Linked DNA regions of Homo sapiens: region 2 is linked to region 1. The links are chromatin contacts, found by Hi-C or POLR2A ChIA-PET in ENCODE. All regions are on one chromosome and are shown on one strand. The core of a region is the stretch at or near the end of the contact, and the rest is flanking DNA. Distances in the headings are between cores, read along the strand shown. Region 1 overlaps RHBDF2 (rhomboid 5 homolog 2). Region 2 overlaps UBE2O (ubiquitin conjugating enzyme E2 O).

Evidence for each region. A loop is a pair of places that touch in the nucleus more often than their neighbours do. ChIA-PET counts read pairs that join two places held with the same protein, here RNA polymerase II (POLR2A). Pooled maps may share reads with other maps.
Region 2: a pooled map shows a loop between it and region 1 (3-fold over the local background). The contact joins two enhancer-like sites. A Hi-C loop is called at or near these places in 2 of 168 maps with a recorded cell type or tissue (cardiac septum and thyroid gland) and 4 of 50 pooled maps. POLR2A ChIA-PET finds 5 or more read pairs at or near these places in 4 of 52 experiments (GM10248, HCT116, HEK293 and 1 more).

The regions. Positions count from the first base shown.
Region 1 is chr17:76,480,030-76,482,758 of GRCh38, reverse strand. RHBDF2 (rhomboid 5 homolog 2) reads left to right here. Exons shown (of 19, transcript NM_001005498.4): 3 at 1,214-1,384. The coding sequence starts at 1,235. Among named protein-coding and RNA genes, the nearest start is that of AANAT, 14 kb to the right of the region's middle. RefSeq lists silencers at 887-936, 997-1,096, 1,917-1,986. Within about 2 kb of position 1,463, at least 14 of the 41 ENCODE cell types and tissues checked have a DNase peak (open chromatin) inside an H3K27ac peak, as active enhancers do.
Region 2 is chr17:76,407,283-76,409,982 of GRCh38, reverse strand. All of the region lies in intron 1 of UBE2O (ubiquitin conjugating enzyme E2 O), which reads left to right. Among named protein-coding and RNA genes, the nearest start is that of SPHK1, 24 kb to the right of the region's middle. Within about 2 kb of position 1,267, at least 3 of the 41 ENCODE cell types and tissues checked have a DNase peak (open chromatin) inside an H3K27ac peak, as active enhancers do.

The DNA of each region.
Region 1 (2,729 bases), core at 214-2,713:
CTCTGTCGCCCAGGCTGGAGTGCAGTGGCATGATCTTGGCTCACTGCAACCTCTGCCTCCTGGGTTCAAGCAATTCTCGTGCCTCAGCCTCCCAAGTAGCTGGGATTATAGGCATGCGCCACCACACCTGGCTAATTTTGTATTTTTAGTAGAGACAGGGTTTTACCATGTTGGCCAGGCTGGTCTCAAACTCCTGACCTCAGGTGATCCACCTACCTCGGCCTCCCAAAGTGCTGGGATTACAGGCATGAGCCACGCACCCAGCCAGTTTTAGTTATCTTTGAAAAATGAACTGGGGCTGGGCACAGTGAGCTTGCACCTGTAATCCCAGCACTTGGGAGGCCAAGGCAGGCAGATGGCTTAAGCCCAGGAGTTCCAGACCAGCCTGGCTAACATGGAGAGACCCCCACCTCTACAGAAAAAAGACAAGAAAAATAAACTGGGTGGCCTTGGGGGACAGGGACCAGCACAGTAGGTTTCTCATCTCTCGGCCCACCTCGGCCTCCCCAAGTGCTGGTATTACAGGTGTGAGCCACCGTCCCTGGCCTGCATCTTCATGCTCTTTTCAGGGTTTGGTTCTTGCCTCAAGCGGAGAGATCAGAAATTGAATGAGGTAGTAAGTTGAGGACCTCCCAGACCCATATGGTCCGGGATGCAAATGATGGTCAGAAATAGACCTCACTCCAACCACTGGGCCTGAGGTTCAGCCTGGTTCAGGCTGGGTTTAGTCCCCAGGGATGGTTTGTTTTTGGTTTTGTGTGTGTGTGTGTGTGTGTGTGTGTGTGTGTGTGTGTGTGTGTGTGTGTTTTCAGACAGAGTCTTGCTCTGTCGCCAGGCTGGAGTGCAGTGGCGCGATCTCGGCTTACTATAACCGCTGCCTCCTGGGTTCAAGCCATCCTGCCTCAGCCTCCCGAGTAGCTGGGATTACAGGCACGTGCCACCACGCCTAGCTAATTTTTTGTATTTTTAGTAGAGACGGGGTTTCACCATGTTGGCCAGGATGGTCTCGATCTCCTGACCTCGTGATCCCCCCACCTCGGCCTCCCAAAGTGCTGGGATTACAGGCGTGAGCCACCGCGCCCAGCCGCCCAGAGATGTTTGAACCAACTTTAGGCAAGTTGGTTCTTGGTCTGGGCTGCGTGCCCTGGCGTCAGGGTCCTGACACTGCGCCACCCCGCACCGCCCACCGCTGCTCTCCCGGTCTCCATTCCAGCCCTCCCGCCTCCTGCCCACAATGGCCTCTGCTGACAAGAATGGCGGGAGCGTGTCCTCTGTGTCCAGCAGCCGCCTGCAGAGCCGGAAGCCACCCAACCTCTCCATCACCATCCCGCCACCCGAGAAAGAGACCCAGGCCCCTGGCGAGCAGGACAGCATGCTGCCTGAGGTAAGGGGGCTGGCCTGGGGGCTCACTGTTCTGCCGTAGGTAACAGATGTACCCACGTGACACTTTCTGGTCAGTTTCACTTCCCAGAGGGGCTCCTTCCTGAGCCACAGCTGCTGTCTGTGCAGCCCTTGACTCGGGCCCTACCCCCTCCTTCCTGGGCCCGAAATATCACAGGGAGTAAAGCCAGGAACCGGGCTCACTCTCATCGTGGTCAGGGGCACACAGGAAGGGCCAGCCCCAAGAAAGTGCTTGCTGGTAACCCTGGGGCCCTGGCTGTTCTCATTTCACCCCCTAGGCCTGGACTCTCAGTCTCTCTTCTGAGGGCTGGGGGCTTTCTTTGACATGGGTGAGCAGGGGACAGTGTCTCCCTGGCATCAGCAGCCCGCCTAGGCAGTGTCCGCTTCCTTTGGGAGGACGAGAACAGATCAGTGTTTCTGACAGTCTGGTCTAGTGCCCCATAAAGAGCTCATTGAAAACCGGCTTGTGGCAGCGTGGGCTTCCTGCACAGTCTGGAGTATAAAGGGAAGCGATGTTAACGCCCCCCGTTCACCCGAGAGCTCTGCAGAAGACACAGCAGCAGGCAGGAGCGTCATGGTGCAGAGGGGAGGGACTGGATGAGGAGTTAGGAAAACACACGCTGGCCTTGACGGAGAAAAGTTAGACAATGGCGATTTTAAATTCAGAATGAGGCTGGGCGAGGTCGCCTCATGCCTGTAATCTCATCACTTTGGGAGGCTGAGGCAGCCAGATCACTTGAGCCCAGGAGTTCGAGACCAGACTAGACAACATAGCAAGACTCTGTCTCTGCAAAAAAAATTAAAAAAGAGCTGGGTGTGGTGGCACATGCCTGTAATCCCAGCTACTTAGGACACTGAGGTAGAAGGCTTGCTTGAGCCTGGGAGGTCGAGGCTCCAGTGAGCTATGATGGTGCCACTGCCCTCCAACCTGGGCAACAGAGCAAGACTCTGTCCCAAAAAATATATATATAGGCCGGGCATGGTAGCTCATGCCTGTAATCCCAGCACTTTGGGAGGCCGAGGCGGCCAGATCACTTGAGGTCAGGCAGGAGTTCGAGACCAGCCTGGCCAACATGGTGAAACCCCGTCTCTACTAAAAATACAAAAATTAGCCGGGTGTGGTGGCACATGCCTATAGTCCCAGCTACTCAGGAGGCTGAGGCAGAAGAATCGCTTGAACCTGGGAGGCGGAGGTGTCAGTGAGTCGAGACCACACCACTGCACTCCAGCCTGGACAATACAGTGAGATTCCATCTCCAAAAAAAAAAAAAAAAAAAAAAAAAAAATATATATATATATATATATACATATACAAACACACACACACA
Region 2 (2,700 bases), core at 18-2,517, 73 kb after region 1:
GGGCCTTTCCTGACCACACATTTAAAATTCTTCACTGTGCTCTCCCTCTGCTGGCCCCCATGTGGCCTAGTTTTTCTTCATGGCACTTGGTACCACCTTCTCTGCGTCTGTCTGTCTGCATCCCCCCTGCAGGAGAATGGGCGCTTAGCATGTGCCAGAATCCCTCTCCTCGGAGGGCAACTGTGTTGTTTGCTGCTCCTGTTTCCAGAGGAGGCACAGAGGATGTCGGTCCTGGGTTCCACTGGGCAGCCCCACTGTTGAGTCACATGTGTGCAAAGTGGTGTGTGTTTGCCAGGGGCGGTGGCTCACGCCTGTAATCCCAGCACTTTGGGAGGCTGAGGAGGGCAGGTCATGGGGTCAGGAGTTGGAGACCAGCCTGACCAACATGGTGAAACTCCATCTCTACTAGAAATACAAAAATTAGCCGGGCATGGTTGTGCATGCCTGTAATCCCACTACTCAGGAGGCTGAGGCAGGAGAATCACTTGAACCCCAGAGGCGGAGGTTGCAGTGAGCTGAGGTCGTGCCACTGCACTCCAACCTGGGCGACAAAGCGAGACTCTGTCTCAAAAAAAAAAAAAGTAGTGTGTGTTCATTTTAAACCAGCCACCACCCCTTCTGGCTTAGAGACACTGTTAGCATTTTGGCATCTTGTCTTGTCCTTTTTCTGTTCAGAAACCTCTGATAGTTACGACTCTCTAAGAAATAGACAATAGGCTGGGCGCGGTGGCTCACGCCTGTAATCCCAGCACTTTGGGAGGCCGAGGCTGGCAGATCACGAGGTTAGGAGATCGAGAGCATCGTGGCTAATATGGTGAAACCCCGTCTCTACTGAAAATACAAAAAATTAGCCGGGCGTGGTGGCGGGCGCCTGTAGTCCCAGCTACTCAGGAGGCTGAGGCAGGAGGATGGCGTGAACCCGGGAGGCGGAGCTTGCAGTGAGCCGAGATCGCGCCACTGCACTCCAGCCTGGGCCAGAGAGTGAGACTCCATCTCAAAAAAAAAAAAGAAATGTTAGACAATAAATAGCTCACCAACTCTGAGGTTGTTTAGAATTTCAGAGCCCATGAGGACAGTTGAAATCTCTTCACCCCCGACCCCAGATCCCCTCCTAGTAACAATTTTTTTTTAAACTACAAGCAGGGCACCCCTTAACAGTAGGGATTGGGTTTATTCCAAGGTTTAGTTTTGTTCACAAATCTGGTGCTTTCCCAGAGTGGGCACAGTGCCCTCTAGTGTTCACCTGCCAGGCCGGCTGGCACCTGTCATTTGCTCTTTGGAGGTAGAAGGGGAAGTGGAGGGCAAACTGTGCCTAGCAGGCATCCGCAGTCAGTGGCCACCATTGCTGCCTTCCACTTGCCTCAGAAATGAAGAGAGTTTTTCTTTCTTTCATAAGCAGAAGAATCACTGTCTTTAAATGTGTAGACCTGCCAGAAGTCTTTCCCTGTCTCTGTAGCTCTGGGGAGAGATGAGCTTTTTATTTGGTTAAGAGAATGGACTCTGGAGCCAAACTGCCTGCGTTCAGGTCCCAGCTCCACTACTTGTGACATTGAATGAGTTGCTTATTTTCTCTTGGTCTCAGTTTGCGTATCTGCAAAATGAGCATGGCAGTGATGTGCTTCATGGGTTGTGGAGCACCTCATGGGCGAAGACAGTGAAACGCTTGGAGAACTGTCTGCCAGGTAGGAAGCACCTGGTTAGCATGAGGCGAAAAACTCCAGAGCTCTTGCATTCGCCAGGAGCACGTCGGTTCCTTCCTGACGGGGGCACTGAAAGGCTTTGTGAAGCAGGTTGTGCATACGGGGGCAGGGAGAGGAGGACATTTGGAAGTAACTGTTCAGTGGAGTGGCTCACAGATGGGAGGGTATGGGCTTATTTGGAGAAAGCCAGTGCCCAGTATGGGTGGGGTATAGGAAGTTAGGAAGGAAAGTCACAAGAGCCTCCCAAGTCATCCTAAGTCCTTCCACATGCCGTTGTCTTGGGTTCTAATTCCCAGTGGAAGGGAGTGTAGCCACCATGTTACCATCCCCCAGCCCCTTGTCGCTCCCACTCTGCTCCCAGCACCATCAGGTCTTTGGAGAAATGTAACTCCTTGTCATAGAAAGGTCAGAAGAGCCCCTGGAGGCAGCATCCTGGTGAGGTGGAGCTGCTGTTGTCTGGAGACCCCACGGGAAGAATGGCATTTGCTGCCAGCCTCCCTCTCCTGGGAGCACTGGGCACTGCCTGCCCTGCCAGCCTCTGGCCTTGCCATGATGCCAGCTTTCACCAGCTGTTTTTTTCTGCTTCAGCCTCAGAGTTGACACCTCGGTTTCCCCTGCACTCCCAAGGGTGCTGTTAGGCTGAACAGGGTGTTTCATCAGTGACGGCACTGATTTAGGTCTGTGTCTGCGTTCTTCTCTCCTCCTTTCCTGGCTGCTCTCTCAGGGACCCCCAAGTGGTGGAGGCAGCCCTCCTGCCACACATGGTGCAGCCCCCCTTGCATTGGATTCTCCTGTCCTGCCGCTTCTGGCTTCTCTGGGAGCAATTGTGGCTTTTTGAAGTCTAAAATGGGAGCAGGGGATTAAGATAGGGTGGGGCAGCACAAAAAAATGCCGTATCTCAGAGTGGAGATTTGGGCACAGAGGGTTACAGGCACAGAATATTCTTTGATTTAGAAAAGTGGCACCGTCACGCCAGCATGCCTCTCCAGCCTCCTGGGGT